Regions from separate parts of the Mus musculus genome. Here region 2 is linked to region 1. The links are chromatin loops, found by intact Hi-C in ENCODE. Cell type or tissue: heart. All regions are shown on one strand.

What was found. A loop is a pair of places that touch in the nucleus more often than their neighbours do. Peaks named below come from ENCODE experiments on the same cell type or tissue, not always from the same donor. Only the 100,000 strongest peaks of a DNase experiment are listed, where the experiment ranks them.
Region 2: it touches region 1 in a loop (2.6-fold over the local background); 2 of 42 quality-filtered maps call a loop at or near these places.

Annotation. Positions count from the first base shown.
Region 1 is chr14:46,314,037-46,322,036 of GRCm38, reverse strand. No RefSeq gene overlaps it. Among named protein-coding and RNA genes, the nearest start is that of Gm15217, 61 kb to the left of the region's middle. In heart, no CTCF peak of the experiment used is centred here; DNase peaks (open chromatin) are centred at 4,356 and 5,316.
Region 2 is chr14:46,140,369-46,148,368 of GRCm38, reverse strand. No RefSeq gene overlaps it. Among named protein-coding and RNA genes, the nearest start is that of Gm34499, 77 kb to the left of the region's middle. In heart, no CTCF peak of the experiment used is centred here; a DNase peak (open chromatin) is centred at 3,478; H3K27ac peaks cover 437 bases; H3K27me3 peaks cover 448 bases.

The sequences.
Region 1 (8,000 bases):
AGCTAAAGGGATCTGCAACCCTATAGGTGGAACAACATTATGAACTAACCAGTACCCCGGAGCTCTTGACTCTTGCTGCATATATATCAGAAGATGGCCTAGTTGGCCATCACTGGAAAGAGAGGCCCATTGGACTTGCAAACTTTATATGCCCCAGTACAGGGGAATGCCAGGGCCAAAAAGTGGGAGTGGGTGGGTAGGGGAGTGGGGGGTGGGAGAGGGTATGGGGGACTTTTGGTATAGCAATGGAAATGTAAATGAGGAAAATACCTAATTAAAAAAAAAAGCATGGTTCCAAATCATCCCATAGATCTGCCCATTTGTAAAAGCGTTAGTTCTGATTTGGAGGCTCTGAGAATTGTGATGGATGAGTCCAGAAAGCAATGCCCCACACTGTTCTTGCTGGGCAGGTGGCCTCTCTGCTGCTCAGCTCTTGGTCTAGAGCTCTCATACTCACCTGTTTCTGGTGCTACTCACTGCTATACTTTACATTTTGATGAAGGAAAAGATGTAAACAGAAGGAAGTTAGAGCTATCCAGTTCTTCATGCAAGACTTTTTATTCTTGGTGATTTTGTCCTGTTCTTTCCCCCCTTAGCTGTGATTACAACCAAATCACCAAACATTAGGAACTCCATGTTACTGATGGAGGATACATGTGTAACAAGGTGATCCTGGTTTATACATTCCCAGTAGTTTCATTGTGCTTAAGATGCTTTGCCCTTTTGATTTCCTTCTTCAACTGCTGGTAGCATAGAAATGAGAATACCCATTATATGGGCTTTGGTAGCTAATCATTACCTTTGGCACACATATCTGGATCAGTATGAGGGAGTTTATTGGGAACATGTGTCAGGATGCATAGGGCTATTCTATTTATGTGGGTGAAATGGATGTCTCTGGAACTGGTGCTTAGTCATCAGTGTGTGAGGGAGATCTGGAGGGAGATGTTGGTCAAGTTATCAGGTCCAAACGTTGGTGCACAAAGCATTTCAGGAAGTGCACGATACAGAAAAACTGAAACAACTAATCCCATTTGGTGATCAAAGGACTCTTTTACTAATGCCCCACTTTCTTTTCTGTTGCTTTAATAATGCACTCTGACTATCAGCAATTTAAGGGAGGGAAGGGTTTATTTGGCTTACATTTCCAGATCTTAGTCTGCTGTCGAGAGGAGTTAGCAAGAGCTTCAAGCAGAAAGCATGCTTGCTATGTTGCTTATGAGCACATGGATTGCTTTAACAGCTTCCTAAAACAGCCCTGGACCACCTACTCATAGAGTGACTCCACCTACAGTGGACCAGGCTCTCCTGTATCAATTAGTAATCAAGATAATCCCCTGCAGATATCCCCTCAGGCCAATCCAACCTAGGAAATTCATCAGTTGAGGTTGTACATCCTGTTGCTTCATGCTGTGTCAATTAACAGTTAAAAGTTAACTAAGATAACCAACTGCTTTGTATTCATTCTTGATGAAGTACTTAAGGGGACTATTCAACTTTCAGCTTTTCTATTAAGAATGATATCTGTGATGGTTAGATTGTGACCTTGACACAATGTAGAATCACCTGGGAAGTGAGTATAAATGAAAGAGTGTCTTCATTGGGCTGGCCTGTGGGCATGTGTGTATGTGATTGTCTTAATTAAGATAATTGATTTTAGAAGATCCAGCCCAGTGTAGGTGGTACCACTCCCTAGGCAGGGATGCTGATTGTATAAGGATGGAGAAATTGAGCTGAGTAGAAGCAAGCAAACAAGGATAGATGCATTCATTCCTTTCTGCCCCTGTGGATGTGGTATGTCTAGCTGTTAGAAGCTCTTGGCTTGGCTTTCTCACAATAATGGATTATAACCTGGAGGTGCTAGCTGAAATGATCACCTTTCTCATCTGAGGTGCTTTTGGTCAGGATATCTGAAATTAAATGAGATTACACTCTTTGTCTTGAGGATAACACCTGCAATGAGTAATCTTGATTGTTATGGGACAAGATTTAGAATCACCTAAGAGATAGACATTTGAGTATGTTTATGAGGGTATGTGTAGAGGGCCTTAACTGAGGTAGGAAGTCCTACTTTGAATGCGAATAGTTCATGGGCTGGGATCCTAGAGTGAATAAAAAGGAGAAAGCAAGCTGAGAACCAGCCTTCATCCCTCTGCCTCCAGACTATATATGCAATGTGATGAGCTGCCTAGGGATTGGTACCACCCACACTGGGCTGGGTCTTTTAAGATCAATCCAGCTGCCACACCTTCCTTAACATGATGGACTTTGCACTGAAACTGTGAGCCCAAATAAACCCCTTTTTCCTTATGCCAGGTATCTCATCCCAACAGTAAAAATGCAATTAATACAACATTCTTCCTAGGTGATTTAGAATGGGACATAGGGAGACCCTTACCCTAAGGAGTGAGGAACTGGTCCTCCCAACTTGGTGATTTCCCAGCCATCTGACCTTGCCACTTAACCATTCAAAGCCTTAGTTTTTTCTTTGATCACTTCACAGAGTGGCTGTGACCATAAACTAAGCAAAGCAACTTGAAAAGTTAGCTAAACATTATGTGACTTGAAGATCTGCTTAGGCTTTTAAATATCTTTATAATTTTAGAAGAGGCAAATTGTGGTTGGCATGAAAATGGAATCTAGAAAATATATTTTTATATTGTTCAAATAATGTTTATAATAAAGGCATATATATTAGAGTGCTTTCATATTTTATGAGCGATCTGTGATTATAAAAAATTTATCAATATGGCAAAGACATCTCATATTGGTTTGACTTATCTCTTTATAATTAATCAAATAGGTGGATATATCATATAACCACACTGCACAAAACATTAATGGCATGCTTTTAAAATTGGTGGCAAAAGTGAATGAAAAGTTAAATCATGGCTGCTTCACACTGTCTAACATTCATATCATTGCTTCACTTACGGAGAATTACAAAATTATGATTAAACTGCTATGAGTGATTTCAATTACTCAGAATTACATAACAAAATCTACTCATTCAGATTGCTTCCTTAGGAGCATAGAACAGTTATTTGTGCTTTAGTTCATGACATTTGAAACTTCTTTGTTCGAGTGCCTTGTGGATCACAAGGCTGTAATTTTTCAAAGCCATTTACAGCCATTGCTTCACTCGCTGTTTACATGGCAGAAGCCTCCTGTATTTTCACTTCCCTTGCATAGCATAGGTGCTAAGATGCCGGTGATTGGAAAAACCCCGATCGAAGCAAAGGCTAAAGTTGCCTGAGACTATACTGTCTCATCAGCTTCCCACACAGCCCACAGGCGCTTGCTCTTCCTAGGCCGTGCTCCTGTTTTGCTTGAAGATGTATTTTTGTGTTTATCTGATAGGGATCTTTTTTATCTCCCACTGATGCTCTGTAAGAGGAGGGACCAGTCTATGTTTGGTTACATTTTTTTTGTGTGTGTATATATTCATGTGTATATGTGAACATGTGTTTTGGGGGGCTATGTTGAATGTCTTGTTTTTTATTTTTGAGTGTTTTTGTTTGTTTGTTTTGTCTTGTCTTGTCTTTGTATTTTGGTTTTGTTTTCAAGACACAGTTTCTCTGTATAGCCCTGGCTGTCCTGGAACTCACTATGTAGACCAGGCTGGACTCGAACTTACAGAGATTCACTTGCCTCTGCCTCCTGCATGCTGGGGTTTAAGGTGTTGAATGGCTTCCTCAGTTGCTCACCACCTTACTTTTGGAAGGCTTTGGTTGTGCAGCCTTGTCTGAGGTGGTGTGTCACTGATGGTAGGCTTTAAGATTTCAAAAGCCCATGTCAGTCCCAGCACCCACTCCAACCCCTTCAACTTTTGGATAAGGTATAAGCTCTTAGCTACTGATCCAGTGTCATAGCTCCCTGCTTGCTGCCATGTTCCCCACCTCAATTCTCATTGAAACAACCACAATATATTTCCATGCTGACATCTTGATCCAGGCTAGGCCTCATCAGACACTATTTTGCCTTGAGAAATACTGCCCGACTAACACACAGTCCCTGAATCAAAGCTTAGAAATTAGTCCCAGCTACAGCTTTCTCTGAGCTGAAGCGACGGGATTTGTTGCGTCAGCAGCTGCTGCAGCGACATTGTGCCTTCTCTTGTGTGTCTGCGACTTTCGTGGCATCCCCCCTCTTCCCCCCCCCACCCCCGGTTGGGGGAGGGGACTTTTGTTTATGCATGAAGCACCACTTTCAGTTAGAGTCATGATTATGTGACTTTTGGTATTTGCCCTGTCCTCACTCTGGGCCAACACAAATATGTTATCACACTCGGCCTTCCTTAGCATAAGAATGACTTTGGAAGGCCACAAGATTTTCTAATAAACAATAATGAGGGAAATGGGAGCACCTGCAAAAGGAAGGAAAGCCTCCAACTGCAGATTCGGAGATAAGACATAACAAAGCCATCCACGGTCTTGTGAAGCGCTGGTCTCGTCCAAGAATGTGGAATGCTAGGAGCACTTGTGTGGAATTCCCTGTAGCCAGCTTGTTCCAACACAAGCAATCGGAGCCAGCCAACCCAGGAGCGTTGTCTGCCTCACGGTCACTGAATGAACCCCCAGACATCCAGTAAGGGAGAATCTGCCCAGGAAGGAGAGAGGGGACAAGTTCCTGGCACCTTAAACTTGGTATTAAACTCCAGTGGGTAATGGTGGGAAGAGCCGCTCCCAACCATTCTCCCTTACTGTTCCCGGGTAACCCGAAGCAATCCGCTGATTCTTACAGCCTCAGTCTGACTATTAGAGGCCTGTCTCTGAAGCTTGTTGTTGGGTTTGGGGAGAAAGAGGGTCCCGCTTTTTCCAACTCTTCAAACTTCACTTGCACGTTAATGTTTACCATCCTCATTTTAACCTTCTGAAAATAGTCCAGCCAGACCAGGGGATCTTCAGGTTGATTTTATTGCCCAAATTTTATTTCTCTACTCTTAAGGAAATTTAAACTTTTCCTAAAAGCCTAGGCTGACACTGTCTAGATTTTGTTCTCTTCTTTCACTCTTTGCAGAAATAACTTGTTCAGCAGCTTGGATGTGGCTTAGGGTAGAGTACTGGCCTAAGTGTGGTCAGTGGACGGACACTTGACCCTACTCTGGGGCATAAGATGGGCGGGGAATGTACTCCAGAGTCAGATCGAGCTAGGTTCAGATGGCTTGCATCTTCAGACATCTTGAGCAAGTTTCTTCAACTTTCCAAGTCTTGCTTTCTTCATCTGAGGGAGAAGAGACAATTGCTCTGCTTTTCCCAGTTCTTCCCTTTCCGCTTTCCCTGCCTTCTTCCTCCATCTCCCTTTGGCTCTGCGCCTGCCTGTCCCACCCTCTTCTGTTCCTTTAGTGTGTGGGTAACATTCAGTTCACAGGGATCAAGGGTCTGACTACCTGAGTTTCTGTTTCCCCTGCCTTCTGGCTTCTGTCTCCTTTTGTGACCTCCGAGGCAAGGTCAGAGGACCTGTGTCACTTGGCATGAGGACATTCTGCTAGTTTTTTATAGATTAAATTAGAAGATTCCATCTGTACAGGGCTGCTCAGAGTGAGAAACACTGGATTTCATGCTCCAAAATGAATGTAACAAAATTCAGTCTTTTTAAAAAAAATCAACCTGGGCTTAAGCAGTGGTGATCTTAGATTCACTAAGTGTCTTAGAATGGTCTCCTTTCAGGGATTCTCCTCTCCACTATTATTGAGGAAAGACTGGGGAACTGGAAAGAGGGAAGTGGAGAGACAAAGAGCAAAGAAAGGGGTAAAGAAAATATCTAATAAAAAGTGCATATACAAAAAAAAACACAAAAAACAAAATCCAAGAAAGAGTGTGAATGTGTGTGTGTAAATAGGTGGTTGGCATAATTTGGAAATGACTAATAAGTTACATTTTAGGAGAGGGTTTTATCAGGTTTGTGAAAGTCAAACTCTGCCTATTTTATGCTGAACTTCAATCACAAAGAAGACAAGAGGGTAGAGTTCTATCCATAGGCATGGGTGTCGAAATCAACATAGTCTCACACAGCTGCAGCAATTGCCACGCACCTTAAGTGCCTGCCCCTGCCCCTGCCCCTGCCACTTGCTGTCTTGGCCTAGCACAGCAAATTGAGAAACGGGTTCCTCATAGATGCTGTGACAGAAGGGTCTGTGCCCACTTTCTTGTGGGGGGGTGGGGAGGGGAAGCAAAATGACTCAGGTGGAGTGTGGCATTCTGAAAAGGGGAGGGGAAATGAGCACCCTGTTTTAGGGATAAGTTAGGGACTAGGATGAGGGACACAGAGTGGAGAAGACAAGACCACTGAAGCGAGCAGGAAAGGAAAAATTGCTGCATTGTAGGGGAACAGATCTGACATGAGCATTAAAGGGTGTGATGATGTCATTCTTAGCAAAAGTCCCCTCGCACCCGTTAATGCTTAAGCTCTGAAGAGGTGGACTGGAGTAATTCAGCTGGACACAGCCACTGAGTGCAAACGGCTTCCTAGATTTCCCCATATGTGTTTCTGTCTTAAACTATTGATAGCTGCAAAGGAAAGGGGCGGGGAACCCTTTCATTCAAGTGTGTAGAAGATGCTTTGCCTGTCTTTAAGCCCTTTGATGAAAAGTTCTTTCAGAAAAATTTAACCTTACAAGGATTCTAAAAAGCCTGTCTTGCTTTTAAAACTTGCTACTCATAGAGAGGGCAATATGAGTGAGTCCAACGCATAAAACAGACCTGGCTAAGGCTACACAGCACAAGTTCAAACCCGATTGGCTCATGTCTTCCCAGTGCTTTCCCTTCTCAGCATAAAACAGTATGTGTCTTCAAATGATTTTTTTTTAAAGATTTATTTGTTTCTACTTTTTGCATGTGTCTGCCTGTATGTATGTATGTCTATGCACCACATGAATGCTTGCTGCCCATGGAAGTCAGACGAGGGCATTGGAACCCCTGGGATTGGAATTACAGGTGGTTGTGAGCCATTGTGTAAGTGATGGGAACTGAACCCAGGTCCTTCACAACAGCAGGAGATGCTCTAAAGCACAGAGCTATCGCTCCATCCCTTGTTTGTGTGCTTTTAATCTTCTGAAAATGTTTCATAATGACCGTCATCATTTACTAATCCTGAACTGTTGAGAAAAACTGAAGGGTACTTAGTATAGGTAGATGGGTTTTTGTGTTCATTTTCGTTTTGTTTTGCATTGCTGCCATTTAAAAGTCATAGACTCAGAGTTTTGGGTCACATCAATGAGAGACTGTGTACTAAGAGGGTTTGTTTGGAAAAGGGGGAAGAGGAAATACAAGAGCCAGAGAATAGGTAGACGTGGGTAAAATGGTGTCTGCTGACCATGACATGGCTGTTCCAGTCACACACGCACAGCCACTGTGGCTACCTGTGCAAGATCAAGACAGTCAGCGTTCAACCATGGCTGTGGGGAGGGCTCACCCCGCTCCATCCCTATCTGAGAAGCTATTGGCAGTTGATGGCTGCTGGGGGAGGAAGGGCCATTTTTCTTTGATGATGTACCTGCTGACAGGTTGCTCTAAGAATGGTCTTGCATCCTCGTGCCTATAGGAAACACCAATTAGACTCTATGGACTGGGGAGGAAGAGGAGGAGGGGAAAGAACAGCAAGGGGAGAGAGGGTGAGAAAGAGGAGCCATAGCAGGAGGAGGAAGGAGAAGACATAAAGCTGGGCGGGGAGCACTCAGGAGGAGCACTGAGGGGTTTGGTGGGAGTTGGAGTGGATATGATCAAATTTGGGATTCATGGATAAAAGTTTAATAAATAAATAAGATGGAGAAAGAAAAAGAAAGTTTGTTCTCGTCTTTCATTGATGACTCCCCGATCCTCCTCTATCAAGAGGAACGTCTTTTCTCCTGGGTTTCACTTTCTGCTCTTTTTGTTTAGATCAAGTCAGCTTGGTCTCTGTTTACATTTGGTCCATTCTTGCTTTTAAAATCACCTGCTAACATCTTGATATCCCACTCCCACCTTTGAGTTTTGTTTTTTGTTTTTTTGTTTTTTCTCTCT
Region 2 (8,000 bases), 170 kb after region 1:
TCATTTAAAGAGGCTCTGGGTCTGCTGTGGCCCAAAGTTAACTTAGGGATGCTTTCTATTGTGTTGTGCCCATGTCCAGTGGCTTCTGTGATCAGGACCCGCGCTCCTGGCCATGAAGCATTCTTCTGAAGCCCACGCAAGCACAGCTCTGAAGCTTCCGAGATTTTCTCAGGGGCTTTGCTGTGTGTTCAGCCTCCCCTTCCATTACCGGCCTTACTGTTCAAGGACTGAAGAAACGGAAACTCGAGGTAAGCAGAGAGTTGTTAGAGGGAAGGCAGAAGGGCAATGTGGATGTTTTTGTTGTTTGGTCATTTCACCAAAGCTTCATCTTGGTCCATTCACTTTTCTATGGCGAGGAGCATTGCTTTCTGATTTAGCATTGCATCGCTGCAAGTGGGACAGAGACCGTCACCTCACAGGCACTCAGTGAATGTTTGTAAATGACAGACACAATGTGTGGGCTCTTCCATGGCCAGGCTACAGGAATATTGACTATATGCTACTCACAATGAGTTCAGAAGCTCCTAAATGATAGATCCTAATAGCAGAGAAATAAGGGGTTTTCTATAATGCCTTAAAATCAGGTTTGCAAGAGTGAGTGGGTCTTGGGCAATCATTCAAACTACCAGTAGATATTTTGAATATTGGGTCTCCTTACAAAATTTCTTTTTGAAGATACAGCTCTTTGACTAAGCCTGACTTTGTTTTATGGAGTAGTGATGTTGATTCGGGCAGCTTCCACAGTTCACATTAACCTCATGGTGGGGAATTACAAGTGATTCTCTTGTGCAGCAGAGATGCAGGCAGTTATCTGCTGAGTGCATGCTCCCAGGGACAGGGAACTAGCTCCATGCTGTCCTGCTGGCTCACGTCTTCATTGCCAGCAAAGTCATATAAAGCTATTCTCTTTAATGAAGAAGAAAAACATATTTTTTTTCTGAGCTCTGCTGGGAGAGTACTGGTGCACATGAGCCGGTCAGGTCTTTAATTTATTTTATTTTATTTTAACAATTTCTTATTCCTTAGAACCAAGAAATCCCTTCTTCCATGCAGCTACCCCCAGACTACTTTGTGTTCTTGCTCTGCTTTAACTATATTATCTGCTTCCTTGCCTAAATTGTTGCCTTTTTTCAAGCCCACTTCATCCTGTATCAAGAGAGCACCATTTTCAGTTGCTAAAATAGTTGTGAAAAAGCACAGGATTGAAGTCAGGAACGTAACATGGAGAGATGAGATGCTTCTGCAAGACTCTTTGATAAAGTAAATGAAAAACAAAACAAAACAAAACAAAACAAAAAAACCCACATACCCCATGTGGTGGTTTGAGTGAAAATGTTTCCCATAGGCTCATAAAGGAGTGGCACTATTAGGAGGTGTGGCCTTGTTGGAGGAGGTGTGGCCTTGTTAGAGGGTGTGTGTTACTGGGGGCTTTGAGGTCTAAGATGCCCAAGTCAGGCTTAGTGGCTTACTCTCTCTTCCTGTCCACTTCACATTCAGATGTGGAACTCTCAGCCGCCTCTCCAGCACCATGCCTGCCATGCTTCTTGCCATGACAATAATGGACTAAACCTCTGAACTGCAAGCCAGACCCATTAAAATGTTTTTTTCTTTATAAGAGTTGCCATGGTCATGGCGTTTCTTCACAGCAATGAAAACCCTAACCAAGACCCTAGAAAAAGAAAGAGACTTCCCTTTCTTTTGAGACACTCTTGAGAACAGCTGAAGAAGTGGAATTACTAAACACCATCTTCCTCCACCTGCCCTCAGAGCCGCTATTGCTCTCTACTGGGGCTCCTGGTTAGAGACGACCTCACACCAGAGCACACACAGTAGCTCAGTAAATACATGAAGCCTCCAATCAGGTCTCTCAAAACAAAAGAAAGCAATGGCTTCTCCAGATGTAGCACAACCCTTTTATTTAGGGCAAGTCTTAATTTTCCAATTTTTGCACCTCCTCCAAGCATTGTGGTCTTGAAAGAGGCCATCTAGAAAGATGCTAATTTGAGAGTTCCAGGCATCTCCTCAGCAGCCTGTGACAGTTTATTCCTAGTCAAAGCTACATCTTTTCAAATGGAAACTCACATTTCAGTCCGAAATGACAACTCAGGCCCAAAGCACACACTTCACGTGGCACCAGGGTAAATACTGAACGCTTTCACAGACTTTGTCCAAATTAAACACTGAGAAATCCCCAGAGGCTTTAGTTTCCTGAAGTGAAGAAAAATCATACTTCTTCCAGCTTTCACTAGGAAATATCACACAAAATCCCATGTTTTCATCTCCCCGGATATGTGTGCAATTGATACACAATCGAAGGATCATTTTCATTTTTTAAGGTTGGAGAGCTAGTCACTCAGAAAGTGATGACGTCGAGTCCCAGCATTCACTCCAATCCCATACAGCTATAGATAAGCTTCTTGCTTTCCTCCCAGTTCAGGGTGATCTCGAAGTGCTGCTCACATAGCCAATCAAAAGCCAGAGAACCATCATTTGTTTTCACTTTCTGAAACCGTTTTCAGGAACACAGTGATCAGCATATGCTGACTTCTAGAAATATTAGCTGCAGAACTGGCAGCCAGCTTTGGCCTCCGTACCCATCCATATGCTTATTAGATCACTTGTACAAACGTTCAATTGTCGTTGCTCTCCTCTCCCGCTGCAGTGTTTGAAAGCAGTTCCTTTATGTTGCCTTCCCAAGGACTATGGGCTTCGGTCAAATTTTAATTGAAACATGACCCTGGCACTGCTTTGCTAAAATTAATTGAGATTAAGATTTATGAACATTCCTTGAGGTTTGAAAGAACTGTAGTAGTTGCAATTTAAAACATTAGTCAGCATTCAGGAGTGCTGTCCAATTTCTAAAATGCACAGGAACTGTGGTACTTTGCTGCTGTTTGAACATGAGAACGAACAGTGTGCACATTTGAGCAGATCTGCACGGCGTGATGAAGTCAGAGAACCTGATGGAACCTGGAAAGATTGTCCTGTCCCAGCACTTAGCTTCAGGTCTTTTAAGACCACCCAAGAGAAATGAGATTTATTGTATTGTGAAAGCTCATTCCCAAGAGATGTTTTCCTTCCTTAAAAATAAATCATTTGTCAACCTTTATTGACAAGAAATATTTGTATAAAAATACCGTGATGAAATCCATTGTTTTGTACAACAACAACAAAAAAACTTTCAGAATGAGATAAAAAGATTACAATACATATATATGTCCTTATTGCCTTATTTGTTTTGAAATACCTTCACACTCATTAGGTAACTTCAAAAATCCCCTGGTAGTTCATGTGGTGCTTACCATTCCCATTTTATAGATGAAACACTGAGACACAGGCGTTACACAGTTGCCCTCAAACCTCATTAGAGAGATGAGTCATAGCTGGGAGTGAGAACACAGAGCCGAAACCTTCATTCCTGAGTGCTTTGTCAACCCCACATTCTTCCCGAATACATCCAAAATAAAAAGCAATCACATGTGAGTGGCCAAACAATGGTAATCAGATCGTCACAAACCACTGGCTACTGCCAAAGGACCTGGCCACGAGCTGTGTCCCTCTGCATTTGGGCTTCCCTTTGTCTCCTTTCCGTAGAATGAAAAATGAATAGTGATTGTCAACAAAACAAATGCACTTTACTTCACAGTCTTCTAACCAAAGTCACAAACAAGTGGCTCTCAAATATGCCCGGAGACAAATTCTTTAGCTGACATGCAGTAAGCAACACAAATGAATCTGTGCTCCTATCTGACTGGCTACATTGCTATTGTTCTCCTATCAGGTCTCCTTGGTGAGCTTTAATTAATATCAGAAACAGCACAGGAAACATCCTTAATTATTCCTCTTGTGTTCAGAATAAATGTAGTCCACTCAAGGCAAAGTAAACGGCAAGTCTTTGAACTTGAGCGTTATCTTTGTCCTTTGGCTTACAAGGACTCTGTGTTATCAGACATGATAATTTGTTCTCTGTGATACCCTCACTGAAATTAATTTTGTTGTAGTCTAGCATACGTTTCCTCTTGCTGATACTTTCACTCTTGGCAAGGTCTTATCTGGGCAGTTAGGGCAGCCCTCGTCTGGCTCTGTCTGCTGAGGCTCAATAGCTGCAGGGGCAACAATGTTGTTGTTTTAAACAAAGATGTTTACTTTGTTATTAATGTAAAATTTAATTCATTTCCTCTTTTTAATCTTCTCATGGGGCAGACAGAAACCCCACCCTCCTTTCTTCTTCTTGTCAGAGATGATGGTCTGGGACTTCATTGCTAAGTTTCCTTGGAAACATCCTCTCAGATCCTTCCAAATACACTGTCATCACAAGGGAGGAGCCATTTTCAGACTCTGCTCCCTGCACCCTGGCTTAAACTCTCTACCATCCAGGGCTAAAAATGGCCTTTGCCCCTTTTTCTTTTTTTCTTTTTCATGGTGTCTCTCTCTCTCTCTCTCTCTCTCTCTCTCTCTCTCTCTCTCTCTCTCTCTGTGTGTGTGTGTGTGTGTGTATGTGTGTGTGTGTGTGTATGTGTGTGTGTTGTATACCTGTGTTCATATATGGGTATTGATATCAGGATATTGTCCACAGTTGCTTCTCTGCCTTATTTTTGAGACAGGCTTTCTCACTGAACCCAGGGCTCAGTGTTTCAGCTGCAGTGGCTGGCCAAGAGCGCCCAGAATCCTCCTGGTCTCTGCTCCCTAAGTGCTGAGGTTAAAGATACACAGCAGTGTCTGGTTTTCGTTTGTTTGTTTGTGTCTCTTCGCTTTTTAATAATGGATAGCAGGACTCTGAACTCGGATCCTCATGCTTGCCAACAGGTGCCTTGCCCAGGCAGTCATCTTTCCAGTCCTAGTTTCATCTTCAAATATTAAAGTTGCATAACACTTAGTGAAAAAAATCCTACAGATTAAAGTAATACACATCCCCCATCACTGCGGCTGAGTACATGCTGTGTATTGCAATGTGATTTTTGTTCCAAGAAAAGATTGGTATATGGACAACAGACTTTATGCAAATGAGCTCGTAGTGACTATTCTGCAGTTAACTCTAAAATTGTCTACTTAGTCTTTGAGAAGTTCATATATGCATGTAATGTTTTGATCATATTCACTACCCGTCCCTTCTTCTTCCCACCACTTCTCCTCCTTCCGTATTTGTGTATTTTATTTTTAATTCTCCACTGAGTGTTATTAGGGTTGCTTGCATGAGCATGAATGTGGGATTATTTATTAATTCATGGGCAAGAGGTTACACCCCTCAAGAAAAATTACTTTCCCCATTCCCCAGAAACCACTGTCAGTGGCTTCTCAGCCAGGGCGGAGCCTCACCTGCCTCTCCTGTATCAATCCTGGGGAGTTGTGGAGCTATGAAGGTCTTGTATGGGTAACTGCAGTTTCCCCGAGCTCAAGTGGGCAACAGCAATGCCATGGCCAGAAAACAATGTTTCAGTGCACTCTGCCCATCCTCCGGCTTTTACATCCATCCTGTCCTCATTGAGGACATTTTTGGAAGTGTGTGTGTGTGTGTGTGTGTGTGTGTGTGTGTGTGCATGCGTGCAGAAGCACATGTGTGTGTTTTTCTGTGCTCGTGTGTATGGGAGCCAGAAGATGACTGCAGGCGTTGGTGGCCAGGCACTGTGTACCTCAGGAAGTCTCGCTGGCTTGCAGCTCACAAAGTGATTTAAGCTAGCAGGCCAGTGACTCCTGCAGGTCCACATGTCTCTTCTTCCTCAGCACAGGGATTCACAGCTACAAGTGTGACCAGCATTTTAACTGCGGGTTTCAGGTATCAAACTCAGATCTTCATTCTTAATAAGACAAGAACTTTACCAACTATGTGATCTCTCTGACCTTTCCTCCACTATGTTAAAAGTTTAATTAGTGTTTTTCTATTTGCTCAATGGAAAATTTGGTGTTTTTCCAAATTTCCATGATTCTTTGAGGACAAGAAAGGTGTTTCAGCTTTGGGAGTTTTGTCTAAATTAAAAAATTATGTTTTATATAAACTTAATATGCACTAGTCTAAGGGTATTTTATACTATACTTAAAGCAATTTGGTGCACGAAACACAGTTAGGCACAGGAAGGAAGGGCATCTCTGGCTGTTCACTGTGTGGGTGGTCTGTGGCATTACCATTGTTCCTGACGAATCTTCTGAAGATCAGCAATGGTGTTCTTATGCTTTTACACACACACACACACACACACACACACACACACACACACACACACACACACACACAGAGAGAGAGAGAGAGAGAGAGAGAAAGAGAGAGAGAGAGACACGAGTACTTCACAGAGAAGAAAATTTGAAGTACCTCTGCTTTCCACGCATCATAAGGGCTTTGAGCAGCAAAACACAGTGTAGCCTCAGTCTATGCCTAGGAAGCTGCATTGCATGTTCATTGAAAGTCTAGGTCATGTTCATTGAAAGTCTAGGTCATCGAGAGCACTCAGAAGGTAGAAGATGCTTGCCTTGCATCCCTGACACCCTGATTTCAACCCCCCAGCAGTCTCACAGTGTCAGGAAATAAGTGACTCCTGCAAGTTTCACTATGCCCTCAACATAAAAACCATCACTCACACATGCCCAGACTCCCACATGTATGTACAAACATGCACACACAAGTGTCTGCATAAATATACATGAGTGTACACACACAAGTACACACACATACATACACAAACACACACATGAATGCACACACACACTTACAAAGCTCACTGTTGACTGTACCTGTACTTTCAGCTGAGAGAACATGAAGGACTTCCCTAGACCTGAGGAGACATCCTACTACATTATATTCTTTGTTTTATTTTTATTTACTTCTTTAAATTTTTTTATTTATGTATTTGTGTGCCTGCATGAATGTTGGTGCACCAAATGTGTGCAGTGCTCATGAAGTTCAGAAAAGGGCATCAGAACTCCCTTGTTTTGTTTTGTTTTGTTTTGTTTTGTGTCTGAGAAATCTATCAGATTTTGTAGCCTCACAGGATTGTTATGCAGGCATAGCACTCTTCTTTGGTAGCTCTATTACACACCTCCCCCATGTGGTTTAGAGGCACTTTCCTGTCATGTTAATAATGTTACCTTCATTGTCACATGATCACTTTGAGTTAGAATCAGCTAGTTCACTACCAGTCACTGAACAAACAGACAGAGCTTCATTAGTGATGTTGCAGCTTCTTTGCTATTCACTTGTCCACCTACTGAAGACTATTTTATTTGTGTATTTATTTATTTTGTATATGTAATGACATCAGACATTGTTTTTACCCCTTAGCTGAGATGGAATCTTTCAAATTCATCATCTTGCTCATAATCACTGAACATGGCTATAGGACAGAGATTGTGAGAGCAGAGGGAGAGTTGACCATGGATGGCTTCAATCACTGTGATCCAAATAAGGACAACAGCATCCATGACATCCACACTAAACTCGACACTTTGTCCTTCTGTTTCTTCAAGACAGTTATGGTGGCTATTTCAAAACATTCCGTTAGATGTTTCACGCTTACATCACTATCTAGTTTATCCAAAAACTGAACTTCCTGTGCTATCTTCTTCCTGACCTTCTACCCATTCTTGTCATTGTTACTCCAGACCCTTTAGACCCGCTCAACTCCATCATTTTAATGCAGAACAGAGGATAAGCGAGCAAACAATGAAGCAAATTAGACAGTGATGCACAGGGGTCCTGCCCCCCATGGGGCATCGTGTGAAATCCCCTTACTGCAAAGCAATCATATCAATTATCACATCTACAAACAGCAAATCAAGATACTAGTTGTTCCATATCTTAGCTAAAATTCCTTCCCTCGGGAGATGTAATCAGTGTCTACCCTGGGTCCCAACAACAAAGGCAAGATTCTGTCTCTCTTTACATTTGTATATATTTTAGACAGTTTCTATAGTAGACAATTCCATATAGTGCTTTCAAAAGGCCTTTAGTATCCATTTACATTCTAATGCAATTGAATTTATTAATATTATTTTGTGGTAATGTTTTTATT